Linked DNA regions of Mus musculus: region 2 is linked to region 1. The links are chromatin loops, found by intact Hi-C in ENCODE. Cell type or tissue: heart. All regions are shown on one strand.

The links. A loop is a pair of places that touch in the nucleus more often than their neighbours do. Peaks named below come from ENCODE experiments on the same cell type or tissue, not always from the same donor. Only the 100,000 strongest peaks of a DNase experiment are listed, where the experiment ranks them.
Region 2: it touches region 1 in a loop (5-fold over the local background); 34 of 42 quality-filtered maps call a loop at or near these places.

Annotation. Positions count from the first base shown.
Region 1 is chr7:49,422,043-49,430,042 of GRCm38, reverse strand. The region is part of intron 6 of Nav2 (neuron navigator 2); the gene reads right to left. Among named protein-coding and RNA genes, the nearest start is that of Gm51447, 12 kb to the left of the region's middle. In heart, CTCF peaks have their summits at 2,021 (motif pointing left) and 3,771 (motif pointing right); no DNase peak of the experiment used is centred here.
Region 2 is chr7:49,122,484-49,130,483 of GRCm38, reverse strand. 9130015G15Rik (RIKEN cDNA 9130015G15 gene) reads left to right here. Exons shown (of 4, transcript NR_154465.1): 4 at 6,421-8,000. It also overlaps a transcript of Nav2 not described here. Among named protein-coding and RNA genes, the nearest start is that of 9130015G15Rik, 36 kb to the left of the region's middle. In heart, CTCF peaks have their summits at 4,780 (motif pointing left) and 7,786 (motif pointing left); no DNase peak of the experiment used is centred here; H3K27ac peaks cover 515 bases; H3K27me3 peaks cover 1,436 bases.

The DNA.
Region 1 (8,000 bases):
GCTTTTCTCAATCAATATTTTCATCTCAAATTCCCCCTTCATGGCAAACTGTTATTGGGAGATTTCAACAATCAATAAATTGCATTTCTGAGATTCCACAAGCAAAATTATCGAGTGGTGGCAGGAGTCCATTTGCCAGGAATGTCCTCTGGGGACAGGCCATTCTGTTTCTAGATCCCTATTTTATTTCTAAAGTTTTTTTTTTTAATTATATATTGGCATATAGGTATGTGCCTGGGATAACAATCCCCTGGAAGGTGGAGTAGTTTCAGAAGTTAGAAGCTGCCTGACATGGGTACGGGATTTGAACTTTGGTCTCTTGAAAGAGCAGCATTAGCTCTTAACTGCTAAGCCATCTCTCTAGCCTCTACACCCCTGCTCTTAAAAATATCCTTTACTCTGGTTTAGTCAGGATGGCTGAGGCAGAGCCTGAAAGTCTGAGACAGCTTCAGATTTTGGGCCAAAGGCAAGAAGATGAGAGTAAAGGCCTGGGGTTTTCAGCTTAGCTGCTGTGGTTTCTTTGCCCCTCCCCCCACCCTGGTTCCCTTTTGACTCCTGTGCACTTGATTTTTACTGATTTGAGCAAATATATGCTCAGAGCTGGTTCTCTTCTCGTGTTCATTGCAAGGCAAAGGTACTTGAAGTTCAGAGTGTTTGATGTCGCAAAATCATGCTGCCTTTATGTAGAGATGCTGGGACCCATCCCTAGGGGGTTGTGAAACCAAGACGGATGATCACCTGCCAGCTACTATGTGAGAGACAGCAGGGATATGGGGGATATGGAGGCCAAGGATCATGTCTGCCAAACAGGCAGAAGCAGAGTGCCACTTTCAGCACACGCCTCTGTGTCTTCTCATTGGCTGAGGCTTCTACCATGCAGCAGCCTATGGGTCTATGGTCACACCTCTGTGCCTTCTCATTGGCTGATGCTTCTGCCATGCAGCAGCCTATGGTCACGCCTCTGTGCCTTCTCATTGGCTGATGCTTCTGCCATGCAGCAGCCTATGGGTCAATGGTAGTAACCGAGGACACTCTGGCCTCTTAGTTCTGCCTCTCTCCCAGAGTTGTTGGAAATCCTGCATTAGGAGCTGAGCGCATTCATCTTGACAAGTGAAATCAGTGCCTACTGACTTGTGTCTGGCTTATTTGTTGTGTTGGATTAGGAAGATAGTTCCCAGTCTTCACTCTCTCGGTCGCACGCCCTCCTCCTCAGCATGGCTCAGAAGCTACCCTCATCAATGTGGGCAAGCCAGCATAAGAAGACAAGCCATGATGTCCCTTTCAGAGGTTAGGTCCCAGTGGGCCTTATACATCCCAACCATTTATCCCAGAACTCATCTGAACACCATAAAAACAGTCAGAAAGGAGCCGCTGGCAGAAAGATCATGCAGGGATCACCGGGTCATCTTGGCAATGGCTGTTCTAGATGACCCCAGACACATTTTCACACACATGGGACACCTCCGTAGAAATATCTGGCCAACCCGAAAGCTCGTGGGAAATAGCACACAGCTATTATGTGAAAATATCACTTTTCAGGGCTTGTGACTAACAAGCGTGTTCTGCCAAGCTCAAGGCTGAGACGTCCAGAGGGAAGCTAGCTCCCACAAGTCCCCTGTAACTTCTGAGGCTGTGAAGGTGTTTGCAGAAAGAAAACACACTTCTGTTGGAGGAACGGAGATGAAATGTCTTGGATTTGACTACGGGATCAATGGGATAACATGGGTGAGAATTCCCGTCCTAGGATACATGTTTAGTGTGGACAAGCCACTCCCACCCCTGCTGCCCATATGCCCTTGGTTTGATTGTGGAGCAGATGGACTTAACACAATACAAAGCCATCCTGGCCCATAAGAAAGCCTGTGTCTGAGCCCAGCATGCCTAACACATGATTGACAGACAGAATAAGGTCATCACCAGGGCTAGAAACCTTCAAAGCAGAGACAGGTTTCTTCGATATAAGGCCTAAAATGACTTGCTCTCACAGCAGGCTGGGTTTTGCTTGATGAGTGGTGCCCCCTACAGGAAGCATGCGAAACAGGCCTTTGAGTACTCTGCGGCCATAAGGAGGACTGCAGAGCAAGACTTAACCAGTTCACAACTTAGCTGAACTTGTGAGAGACATCATCCCAAGTACACGGGGAGGGGGAGTGGGGAGAGTCAATGCAAATGTCACCGAGGGTACCTTTGCACGCTTTTCTTCCCTCCCAACTGTCCTTCCTTCCTTGAAACAGAACCGAGTTCTAGAGTGTAAGTAACGCCGCTGAGGATAGAGTACATTTGGGATGGATGGATGGATGGATGGATGGATGGATGGATGCCTTTACAGGAGGTGGGGCTTAAGGAAAGGTCACATATTATGGGGTTTACCAGTAACTTTATCCAAATCACAGAAGCACTTCCAGAACCTGCATAAATCACAGTCTCCCTCCTTTATCTGAGAAAATCAGTTCAGAGGTTTACAAACATCACCAAGGCTGTCTGCTGAAACCTAACATGTGGCAGCCAGAACAGGGCTGATCTGACTGCCTGAACACCTCTGGGGGCCAGAGACCTCCCCTCCCAAAAGATTTATCCATCCAGCTGGGAGAAAACAGAAACAAAAGCCCTTTATATTTATTTTTTAATGGGGATCCAAGAGTTGTTTCTCTGTTTTATTAACTTGTGTGTGTGTGTGTTTGTTCTTTTCAATGCCCATGTTCTAAAACATCCCAACTATTGTGTGAGCAAATGGGTAAACACAATAAAGGAGACCCTGCAAATTTTGTGGGTCTCACCTTTGAGGCCCCCCAGCCCAGAAGCATACATCTATGTGTGGCATCTAAGTTTCTGCAGAGGAGTAAGTACCGACTCTATTGGTTGATTTTTTACTTGTCTCTCTCACCAGACTGTAAGTCCCACTAGGGCAAGGCCTGGCACCTCTCTCTACACTCTAGACTATCAGTGACTATTCTGATGCTTAATACAGAAGAGACTTTGCACAAATGACCTTAGACATGTCCCGGAACATGAAGGGTGTATGATCAAGAGTGGGGCTGTTAACCATACTGCTTTGTCTCATTTGAAATTAGTCACCCGCGAAAAACAAATAAAATCTAGCAAACCTTTCCAGTTAGTAAAAAATCCACTCCTGCTAGCAAAGATCTCTTTCCTTAGGATTCATCCTTCTCCTTGAATCCCACGGCTCAATGCCCACCTCAGGGGGAGTGAGTGACAGCTAAGAGGAGGAGGGGCTTAGTTCAGCAGCTCACCTAGCTACTCACCTGGGGGAGGGGGGTGAGTGACAGCTGAGAGGAGGAGGGGCTTAGCTCAGGCCCTCAGTCAGTTCCTTGTTACTACAGACAGAATTTTTCCTCCAGGCCACCAGGACCTTACTGAACATACTTAGCCGTTCTTGGGTCTACAGTCACCCTCCCAAGTGGAGGAAAGAAAGCAGGGAACCTATGCCTGGACGGGAACATCTAGACAATCGAAGCATCTTTACACTTCTAACAGGGTACCTTAGTTCAATGGTTAAGAGCATTGAATGCTCTTCCAGAGGACCCAGTTTTGATTCTCAGCACCACAAGGCATTTCACAACCATCTGTAATTTAGTTCCAAGGGCTCTGATACCCTGTTCTGGCCTGTGCCAGCATCGAGGGACGCAATCTGCACACAGATATACACATAGGCAAAAATACCCATATTTATAAGACAAAAAAAAAATTTTTTTTAAAGTTAAATTAAGAAAAAAGAATGCTAGACAGAGATGAGATGTAGCACAAGACTTAGACAGCAGAGGGCAGCAGAGGCTCACTGTCGTGGGCTACTGAAGCAAGATGGTTGTGTGAATTTTGTTTTGTTTTGTTTTCTTTCTTCTCTCTCTCTCAAAGCCTCGCTTTTCCCAAGCTGAGTCTCTATAGGCTGAGGGCCTTGCAACCCAGTTGTCATTTCTGGAAAATACTATGATTCTCCCATCACAGTCAAGGCAACAGGCTCAGGACACAGAGGGACCTGCATCACCTTACAAAGAATTAGGCAGGCTACGGACGCTGATGCTTGAGCCTGCGTTATCATCCGCAAAGCTCAAAGAGCCTCTAAGCTACAGAAACAGGCATAGGCACTGCTGAAACCCAGCAGGAGCTCCTCGGGATCCCGGTGCACAACATCCTTCAGCATGGCCACTCACACAGGCACAACAGTCACAGACAGGCTTACCAACAATTGAGGCTACCTTCGCCAATACCTTAAAACGGATATTCTTGCTGCGACCCTTCACGTACTGCATCTAGAGGCTGTATCCCTCCCACACCAGGCTGGTGTTCTAAAGAACATCTTATCTGATAGGTTGGTTTCAGCCCTAGAGAGTCTGTCTTCTGCAGAGAAGGGCTCAAGTGCCTTCATGAGATGCCCATCACCAAGTACCAGCTGTGGCTGGACTAGAGGTTCACAGCTCAGTTGCCCCTCTCCCCTCTTGCAACGTGAAGACAGGCCTTCCATGTCCACAGAGGAGTTCATTTCATTTACTCCAAAATAAATTTATCTTTAAATGTAGATGAATACTGTCAAATACACAAGTTAGGAGGAAAAAAATGTTTTTAAAGAATATTAAAATGGAATGAACCTAGCCTTGCAGATCAAACTGCGGTAACCCTGACTAAGAGAGCACCCAGATGCCTAAGTGTATTCCCCTGCTAATGAAGCTTAAAATGAAATAGAACTCATGTACATGGGATGCTCTCTGCCTGACAAACAGGGGCAGGAGAAGCACTGGACTGATGACCTGCAGATCACACGCACAACAGGCACTCATCTCACACCCCAACACAGACTAAACCAAATTCGCATTTTGTCTTCTCATCCGACTCAGTTTCCTTTCCTCCTTCTCATTCTTCCTGCTCCCCAAAGCAAGGACAGCGTTCAGCGAAACCGTAAGCTGGTGTGCTGATTTGGTAGCACGTCCATATTGCAGAAAAGGCAAACCTGGCCACACAACCGTCTTGTTTCCATGAGAAAGGGTGAGCCCAAGCGCCACCATTCATAGCCTTACACACACCCAAGGGCTTTCCTGCCCCCTCTCCCCAGGGCTTTCCCGAATTCTGCAGCAGATAAGAAAATGGCCCCCAAAGACAGCCAGAGAAAACACACCAGACATAATTTTGTTCCCCTTGATGGTTGGCTTTTGTTTAATCCTAGTGTTAAGGACAAAAGCTGGAGTGTGAGGCTTTCATAGTTCTCCCTGGTGTCTGCTCTCCTGGGCAGAAAGAGACTCCAAACTCTTTAAGAGCCACGAGCACAAAGAACTGACTAGGGAAAGCTGAAACCCTCAAAGCACTCCTGGCCTTCTGCTACCATAGACACCACCTTGCGTACCTGCAGCCCAAGTAAGGGGTCAAACCCCAGCTCCTTGTTTTCTATGAGCTCAGCTGGCACAAGAAAGAATGAGAACATTTTAAAATAAAATACAACAATGACTTGAAGACTGGCAAGGTAAAAAAACACAAAACCAAAGTTGGCTTTGAAGTCCCTGGCTGTCAGTGAACCCAGTTATCAAGTGCTGGCTCTGAGAATAAATTTAAATATAGCTGTGATAAAATGGATATAAAATTTTCATGGCTCCCCATTTTTGAGCTCCTGCTGCATGCTGGGCTTGACTTGGGGGGTATGGAACAGGGGGGGGGATGGGTCTCACTACCTATAGTCACCCCTGTAACAGTAAGTCATCAAATTCTCGCTGAGAGTTACAGGGCAATTAGAAAATGGTGTTTCTCGTGACGTGCATCTAAGAACACAAGGCTAAGAAGAGTAAGGGTTTTCCACCTTTACAGCTTGAGGATTATAGGAATCTCAAATATAAACTCAGAAGCCAGAATCGAAAGGGCAAAGTGTATGAAGTCCAGGGTCTATATTTGCATAGCCACCTTGAAAGCTGACCGACTGATAGTCCATCATCAGACCTTGAGAAACAAGCTCTCTTTCACAGTAATCTAGGTGTATGTGTGTGTGAGAGAGACAGAAAAGTAGAAAGGAGACTATGGAGGGGAAGAAAGGGAAGAGAGGGTAATGGGAGATAGTATGATAGGTAACTCGGAAGAAGGGACCAGAAAGAGGTAGACACAGTACAGGAAAAAACAGTGGGGTAGCTGGATGCTAGTACATTGGGGCTGGAGAGGTAGCTTAGCAGGTAAGAGCACTGACTGCTCTTCTAGAAAACCCAGGCTCTATTCCCAGTATCCACAAGGTAGCTCACAACCACCTTTAATTCCAGTCCTAGGTGATCTAATTCCCTTTCCTGGCTTCCTTAGGTACTGCACAAATGTGATATACAGGAACACGTGCAGGCTGAATAACCATACACACAACATAAAAATAAAGCTTTTTAAAAAAAGAATTTGCACTGATCCATACACACACACATACACACAACACACACACACACACAGAGCCCTACCTTACAATGAAGCCCATCTCTTTTTTTTTAGTTTAGTTTATTATTTTAACTATGTGTATATGGGCTTCTGTGTTGGTATGTACACATGTGAATGTGGATTCATGTAAAGTCCGGAAGGTGTTACCTATAGGCAGCACGTAACCAGAGTCACACTTCTGGAAAGTGTCAAGGCTAGAATTCAAGTGTAGTCATCTCTCTTCCGAGTATTTGCCTTGTCTTTAACTGGAGGCCAGAGTCTTCCACAGACATTCGTAGTCCAGCCCCGGGGATGAGTTTGGCTTTGTAGCTGGCCAGGTCTTTTCCTCTTCCAGGGCCTTGTGAGGACTTTGAGTGTGGTAGTTTAACCCAGCCTGATAGATTAGCCTGGTCCATCTGCACACAGAGCTCTGTCTCTAGACAACCTTCTGGAGCATAGTTGAGATGCTACAGTGGCCCCTGGTCCAGCCCGACCCCACCCCACAACCATAATGGATTGCAGCCCAGAGATCACGATATTTTTGCAGCTGCTTCCCAGAAATGACAGTCATCCTCTGCTCTCTCTGTCCAGGGTCACAGTTCCAGAATGACCAACAAGGCTTAACCATCACTATGGCAACCTTGGGCAGATCCACTACAGAGCCTGCAAAAGTGAACCCAGCAGATCTGTTCTTAGATTGACACCCAGATCAACACTAGAAGTTTTTTTTTTAGAGCAACACACTCCTTCCTGGGCTACCGTCCTAGTATTAAGGGAAAGCAGTTGGAATAGCTTCGGACTCCTCCCCAAAGCTGAATGGGTTCTTACTCCTTTGTGCTCAGGACTCAAGCACCTCTGCTATGGCACACATGTGGAACTACACTCCATGTGCCTCTGCAAAGCAGCATCTTAGCCCCTTAGTTCCCACAACCAGCCTGATGCTAGTCCCATCCCAGTCTCTACAGGAGCAAATGAAAGAAAGAGAGGTACCACAATATTCTCCTCTACAGGACTTAGAGTGCCAGGTTCCTTCCATCTACTAGACTCATAACGTCATGTCAGAATCCTGGTGTACAGCCCAACGCAGGTGATTATCTTACAGTCCTGTCTTCTAATCACTGACTCTGACTGTCACCAACCACGAAGTGACACGCTTACAGACACTCTCAATCAATGGACCCAGTATAACACGGACATGACGGAATGCTAGTCGTCAAACCCCATCTCCCGACCAGAAGAACAGAGCAAAGAGATGACACAGCTGACAAAGCCCAGAGGAGGAGGCCCACCAGGAAGGAGAACAGGTCTCACGTGAACAAGGCCCAGTCGCAAGGACAGCTGAGCATGTCGCGTAAGTTACAGTTCTTCAGTGATCTCACGCGTAGAGGATAAAGTGAGGCCGCCGGTTTTAGTCTCAAACCCAAAGGAGTTCTTACTATACCAGGCCATTGATAGTCACTGTAATGTCAATAAAGTAGGCCAGATTTATTTTAAGTTCAGCATCTTAAAACAATTTGTCTCATTTCAACCTTCACCCTTCCCTGCCTCTGTGACTGTAGCAAGTATCAAGCCTTTATTTTATATTATATTATTTTATTTTAGGTACATGTCAG
Region 2 (8,000 bases), 300 kb after region 1:
TCCCACCATCCTAGAGGGCTGAGGGCTGATGTTCTAATTGCCCCTTATGGGCTTCCTATGTATAGATGCTATATAGCTGAATGGACAGTAGAGACAGGCTTGGCACAGGCTCCATACCCATCACTTGACAGAGGGTTATTATTTTCACTAGCTATCCTCTGTATAGAAATCAGTAAAATGGGCACAAAATTGCTGCTATTAAGGGATGGGCTGGAAGAACAAATGAATGAATGGAGGAGGCAGAGGCTTTTGTGGAGGCTGTGTGGCTGTGTCTCTGGGTGGGGTGGTCCTCTCCTCTGTAGGGCAAAGAGCAGTGGCAAGGAAAGCTCAGAGCAGAGAGACATTAGAGGGCTCAGATCACCTCTCCAGGAGGCCCCTTTGTCCTCCCCAGGGAGGTCAGCCTGGGCAATGAGGAAAGGTCTCTAGGGAACCCTGTGCCAACCTCAAGCCAGGCACACTCACAGGCTGGCTATGGAGTCTTCAAGTCTCTTAACCTCTATGATCCTAATGGGGCCAAAAAAGGGAGTGGAGTTCTCACATCAGAACCTCCGTGAGTGGTAGGCAGGGGGACCTGAGCTTTGAATAGCTCCAGACTGGGGAACTTGGTCACAGCAGACCAGCTCATATCTCAGGACTTCTCTAGCATCTATCTCAGTTAAACAGGGTAGGGATGAGTGAGTGGCTCCTCAAAGTCTGCCAATGGCTGGTGTGCTCTTAAGCTATTGACTGACATGACAGAGGGAGAATGTCGCCCAAGACTTTGGTGCTGATGAGAGCTGAGGTTGGCTGGATGCCCTGGATTCCTGAACCCCACATGTGTTACACCAAGGTTGGACTCAGTAGGCAGGAACCAGGGCAATTTCCTGACTTTTTTCTAAATAACAGAGGAGCCCAGCATTGTCTCTGTTCCCTGATGATCTGCCTGGTTTCCCTCTGCTGACTCTAGGGACACTCCAGTCATGCATGGCTATCCACTTGCAGATATCTGACTGGGCCAGGCTGTGGCATTACAGAAGTAGAATTAGACATAATTGTGGCCAGAGTGAACCATGAAGGGGGAACTCTGTTCTGTGTCAGCTATCTGAGATGCCTCCCTGCCTGATCTTAGGCTGAAGGTCATGCTGGGAAGGTGGATGAGGTGCCTGTCTACCCAGAGTTTACCAGTTATGCCGAGTGGAAAGAATCTGTGGACAAAGAACTCTCCAGAAGCCCTTGCAGATGGTCTCCTCTGCCTGCTGATGTACCCCTTTACATTTAAAGGCACCAAGGACTCTATTGTTTTGTTTGACCTAATGTTTCAATGGCTTTCTTGTTCCTGTGACCAAAATGCATGGCAAAACCAGCCTCGGGGAGGAAGAAGCCATTCTGAATCAAGGGTTCGGTCCACAAGGGAAATTCAGTTTCCAGCCATCAGCGCACTAGTGGGCACCCAAGGCAGAGGCTGCTCATGCCAGAGGGGAACTGGAAGCAGAGAGCATGATAGGTAGCATGGCCCTAGTATAACCATCACAGGTTCCTCTTAACGGTTCCACAGTCTATGGGCTGGGGAAGGCTCAGCAGGTAAGGGCACATGCTGCTCGTCCAGAGGACCCAACATTAGTTCCCAGTACCCATATTTGATGGCTCACAACTGTAATGCTAGCTCCAGAGGATCTGAAAACTTTTTCTGGTTTCTGGTGGCATGGGAGCACCCATGGTGCTCATGTGCATTCAAGAACACGCCTGTAAATAACAGTACAAAATAGTACGGCCAGCAATGTCGTAAAGCATCAATCTGATAGGACATTTCTACATCACAGATCAACCTGCAACACTGAGTGTCCCCAACTCACTTAATGTGGGAACATCCTTTTCAGTGAAGTCCCCTCCGTAGAAAGGATCAGTGTGACAAACCTACCTTCTGTCTGGCCCCACTTCTCTCATTTCCTGATGTGTGAATATGCAAGGCAAGACAGAATGTCTGGCCTAAGGCCTTACAATCATTATTCTTAACGGGATGAAACTGGTATTTATGCCTTAGCAGGTTCTCTCCACACACAAATGCTTTCCCAGTGTGTCATCTGCTGACCGCGGCCATTAGCAATGTGGAGGATATGCTGTGGAGAGTGCACTGTGAAGGGTGCGCGGTGGAGGATGCACTGTGGAGGATTTACTGTGGAGAACAGGCTGTGGAGGGTCCTTTGTGGAGGATGTGCTGGGAGAGGGTGCACTGTGGAGGATGCTCTGTGGGAGGGTGCGTTGTGGAGAACGTGGTGTGGAGGATATACTGTGGAGAACATGTGCTGTGGAAGATATACTGTGGAGGGCGCGCTGTGAGGATGCTCTGGGGAGGGTGCACTGTGGAGGATGAGCTGTGGTGGATGGCTGTGGAGGATATAATGTAGAGAATATGCTGTGGAGGATATAATGTAGAGGATATGCTGTGGAGGATATACCATGGAGAACATGCTGTGTAGGGTGCGCTAAGGAGGATGTGTTGTGCAGAATGCATAGGTTATTGACAGGTGTTTTCTCTCAGCTGAGCTATGCAGTTCATCTTCCGCACATATTTGGCCTGCTCATCATAAAGATGAAGACACCAAAGCTCAGAAAACCTTTGATTCGAACCCAGGAAGTTGCTTTCAGAGCCCAGTCTCAGCTACACTAGCTCGTTAGTCAGTCACATTTTCCTGAAGCTGGGAGCAAGTGGCTGTGGCTATAGAGCTGGTAAGGCGGGACCTCGGAGGTGGCGCCACAGCCTGGGATTTCTAAAGAAATGTCAGATTTCTTTAGGAAGCACATTCTTGCTTTTTCTTTTTTCTTTTTCTCCCCATCTGACTTGAGGGTTGGGGAAGCAAAGGAGAGGCCAGCACAGCAAGAACACAGAGGTGATATCTTACCATAGGTGACAAAACCTGCCTCAACAGAGAGCTACTTGGGAAGTCACCACCTGGGAAACCAGGAGATGCAATTTTGGTGAGAAGCAATTTAATAAACATGCAGATTCTGTTAGTGCTGGGACAGAACAGGAGTGAGGAGCTGAGGGAGAGCCAGTTGGGGAATAGAGATTCCAGGGGTGGATTCCAGGCACCAAGAGGCTTACTGGGGATTCACCAGGAAGGTGGCCTGGGAAAAAGAGAGAGGGCCGGAAGCTCCCAGGGAGGTTCCTTAATGCTCAGGAGTGAAAGGTCTGTCACACACTCATGTTAATGGCTGCCACTTGGAAGGTTTGCCAGTGGGTGGGGCAGGTGGATGGGGCATCCCACTCCCTCAGTTACCCTAGCTCGCTCTAGAGAGCTAAAAGAGGTAAACACAAATGCAGAATCTTGCAGCAAGAGACAGATTGGGCATGAACAAGGCTCATATCATAACCTCATATAACCCGGGCTTCTATCTCCTGTGACTTAAGACTTCCTTCTCCAGAGATGCTGGAGGCTGTAGTGGGGAGTGCAGTTACGTACATACCATTAAGTGAAAGACCATCCTGTCCTAGTCAGGAAAGCCATCTTCTTCCCAAGAACACAGCTTCAGGATGGATGCACATGCAACAACAAGTGTGTGTGTGTGGGGGGGGGAGTGAGGGGAGGTACACCCGCCTAGCCAGATCAGCTAATTCAGTCCATCCGGTCCTTGCTGGTCCCAGGGTGACAGTGCAGACAGCTTTCCCTAACACCCACTGTGGGTGTTGCCCCACTGGTGTCTGAAATTCATCTTCATATTGTCTTCATGACACCTGCTGCTATCACAGGACTGTGACGAGCAGAGGGGGTGAGTGCCCTGGCAGAGAGCTCACAGCTGATAACATGGTGTGATGAGCTTTTAACTTTTGAGAGATTTGGGCTTATATAACCGCCCCCTTCCTTTCTATTTGTGTGACCTTGGTGATGTCCCTGGAGCAGAGGGTTCTTGGTCTTTTCCGCTATGGGGCTGGATACAGTGATGGGCCCCTGGGTGCCTGGCTCAGGGCTGATTTGCTGCAGGAGCCTGTTTACAGAGCCTGCCATTGCTGCTACAGTGAGACCCACCTTTCCTCAGCTTGAGACTGATCTGACTGTGACGCTTGTTCTGGCTCAGAGAGTGTGGTAGAGTGAAAGACATGCCAGCAATGCAGGGGTTAAACCCTGACTTCTCTCTTCATTCTCAGCATTCACTGCAGGGAAAGCACCCTGCTATACTATTGGGAGACCAACACCGTGGCCCTGAGCTGAGGACACGTTGGCTGCCTGGGTCACCCACCTCATGTGATTCCCCAGCTTGAAATCCACTAAAGACCAAATCACCACAGGCCTGGTCCCTGTCCAAATCATGAGCTGAAGGGACAAATGTGTGTGTGTGCAGGAAATGACATGGAATATGCTATGTGTTAGTTAATTTGCTCTTTGTATCAATCCTAGGCCTGGAAGGCTTAGGTTACATAGTAAATAAAGTGTGGTCTATCTATCTATCTATCTATCTATCTATCTATCTATCTATCTATCTATTTATTTAATGTACACGAGTGCTCTATCTGCATGTACACCTGCATGCCAGAAGAAGGCATCAGATGCCATTACAGATGGTTCTGATCATGTGGTTGCTGGGAATTGCACTCGGGACCTCTGGAAAAGCAGGCATTGTCCTTAACAGCTGAGCTATCTCTCCAGTCCCTGAAGTGTGGCTTTAAACAGTAGGCTAACTCCAGAGTGCATACCTACAAGCTTGTTATAAGGCCCCTTTGCCAAGAACTAGCCACTCTCAGAGTCCCTCCCAAGGTCCTTCAGGCCCAGGTCCTCAGTCACACTGATTCAGTGCTGCCCCCATGTGGACAGGGAGTGCCATCACTCTCTGGCATTAGCTCATTTGGGGCTGGTAGACACCTCATCTGCAAACCTGTCATCTTCCCTTCAGGAACTCTTTCAGCTCCAACGGGAGCTGCAGTCTTGGCTCTGATCTCGATGGTCTGACTAGTGCTGGAGGAAAACCTCCCACCTCCTGATTCCCAGAGCTGTCAGAGTACCTGCAGAAGCAAAATGTCCCCACCAAAGCCGTCAGCAGATCCGTGGCAACCAGAAAGCCCAGCTCTCACCCCAAGTCCAGAACACTGTCAATCTCCTGGGGTGTGCATAGGCCACATCTTGTCCAGCAGGAGGCAGTCATGCTGAGAATACATCAAGGAGACTAACAGCATCAAGCATGTAGACGAGATACCCAGCTTCCTCTGTTTTACTCGAGGCATGAAGAAGCAGCACACATCCACCCATTGGTTTTTATTATCTTGGTACTTGCTTTTCATTATCATTGTTTTCTTTGGGAAAAAAATCCTCCTGTTATTTATTTCATGCCTTAAAAATGAGTTACATGAAGGGAGACTTGGGTCCCTTGCCCATGATTCCTGAAGGAGGTGGAGGTGTGAAGGTCAGTAGATCAAGTTGACCCTTATCCACATTGCAAGTCTGAGAGCAGCCTGGGCTAGCTAAGTCACTGCATATCTAACGGAGGGGGCTGGAGTGATGGCTTAGTGGTTAACAGTATTTCCTGCTCTTGTAGAAGAATCTGAGTTTGGTTCCCATCACTCATGTGCAGTGGCTTACACCACTGGGGATCTGATACCGTCTTCTGGCCTCTGTGGGAACTTTTATGAGCACACAAATACACACACACACACACACACACACACACACACACACACAAATGCACACATACATGCATGTACAGATACATACACATACATGTATTTACACATGTATGCATGCACACATAAATAAAATAAATCTTTTTAAAAAATGAAACCACCTCAAACACAATAAAAAAACTAACAGAGGTTGGTGACACAGGACATTGTTAAGGACCACTGTTATGGCTCCAGAAGAGCCCATACACTGTAGATCTTCCTAAGGACCACTGTTGCAGCTCTAGTAATCTAGAGGTCAATTTTAGAGCTCATACGCGGTCAATTTTGCTGCTAACTGCTCAGTTCACTTCTTATTCTCCATGTTGTTGCAAATATGTTGTATGATATAATTTTGTAGAATGCATTGTCTGTCCACCATAAGTATGTCTGCATGCTTTTTCTTTCACACCTCACTGTTAATCGCTGCACACCATCCATTTGGTCCACGTACCACAATCCTCCACACCTCCTCTGGTTTCCCACTGAGACTGGTCAGAATCTCTTGGTTTTAGATGTGATGTTGGCATTAGCATCTTCACCGAGGGGTCTCCCTTGTTTCAGATGGTTTTCTACAGCTCCGTAGCAATGTTCCCAGGATATACACTGCCTAGACTCCGTCCCATGCCTCTTTTGTCCCACCGGAAGCTAGACACATGGAAACTTGGGAGAGCAGATGAGAGAGGACTATTTGAAAGAGGGAAAGAGGAAAGATGCAGAGGAGGAAGGCAGTGGGAGAGCAGGGTGTCACGGTGCTACGTTTGGGATAAACTCATTTTGTCTCTGCTTCTTAGGTCTGAGCAGGAAGGGCAAGCCAGAGGAAGACCATCCAGGAAAAGAAGGGAACAGCAGAGGAATGTATTCCTTGATGGTGGCATCTCTTTTGAAATACCACACCACATCCTACGAACGTGTTAGAAAGAAGAAACAACACTTCTACCAAGTATTGCTGGACCTCAACTCTGGAATGTAGAAATATCAGTCTGAAAGCCATCTTGAGCTCTACAGTACCCAATGAAGTTAGATCATTGCCTTCAAGAGGACTTATGTGTAAAACTCCTACAGGCTGTAGACATGACTATGGGTCCATCCATAAGCCTACAAAGTCACAACAGCACATGCTGTGTGGTATGCTACCCAGACCCCTTAAAGGACAAGGGCATCCTCCCCAGCACTGGTGTTCTCCCAGGCTAGTCTCTCCTCTAGCCTGCCTGAAGGGAGTTTCCCAGCTCATGTAATGGCCTGGCTGATTGATGTGGGGTATTCCAGCCTGTTCTCCCTGTTGAGCAGAGGACACTGAACATCTTTATCCAGCTCTGAGCTGCCCAGGGACCAATTACAAATATACACAGCCCTGCCTCTCTGTGTCACTGGCTATCCCTTATAGGTGGTACCAATTTCCTGTGCTATTTTCTACAACAGAAGTCATTTCTCAGGGAAATTTAACCCCAAACAGTCATGTATCTTTCTTCCTTCAAATTCCAGAGAAGGGCACAGTAGGGAAAATACCTCAAGATACATGAACTGGCTAGGGTTTTCCAAACAGGACTCCAGTTGCTTGGGACATAATGCCAATAACTGAAGCTAGAAGGCAGAGGCCCAGGAAATGGCTAACATAATCATCTAAAGAAACAGCTCACAGAACCTTTGCAAGCTACACATCCAACAGAGGAGAATTAGCTGGAATATGAAGAAGAAAAACCCCCAAACCAAAACCCAAATAAACTTCAAGAAGCTAAACAAGGATCAAAAAAGCCTACAATAAAGGAGCCAGTGAAGCAAGCAGAGTCCTCAAAAGATGAGGCGCAAATTTCTATTAGACACATGAAAGGATGGTCAGCCTCACTCTCCATCAGAGGAAGGGAAATTAAAGTTACAGTGAGAACCCATCAGAGTGACAGTCATTAAAAAAGCAAACACTAGTGACAACAGATGCTGGTGCAGAAGGGGTGAAGGGGCTCTTAGACCACTGGTGGGAATGGAAACCATGCCCGCCTCTGTGGAGATCAGTGTGCAAATTCCTTCCACACCCAAACTAGGGGCTAGGAAGATGGTGCAGGGTAAAAGGTGCGTATTCATTGTGTCTGTTCCAGACATCCATATTCACCAGCTCACCACTGCCTGGAACTCCAGCTCCAGGGGATCTGATGCCCCCTTCTGGACTCTTCAGGTGCCTGCCTGCATACACGAACACCTCACACAGACACATAACTTTAAAAAGTGATAAAAATCTTCAAAAAATTAAAAACACATCTACCACATGAGACAGCCATACAAAACCCGGGTATGTATCCAAAAGATCAGAACAGGCACTTCGCAGAGACACTTGCGTCTCGTTTACTAGAGCTTCATGCACAGTCATGAAGTTATAGAA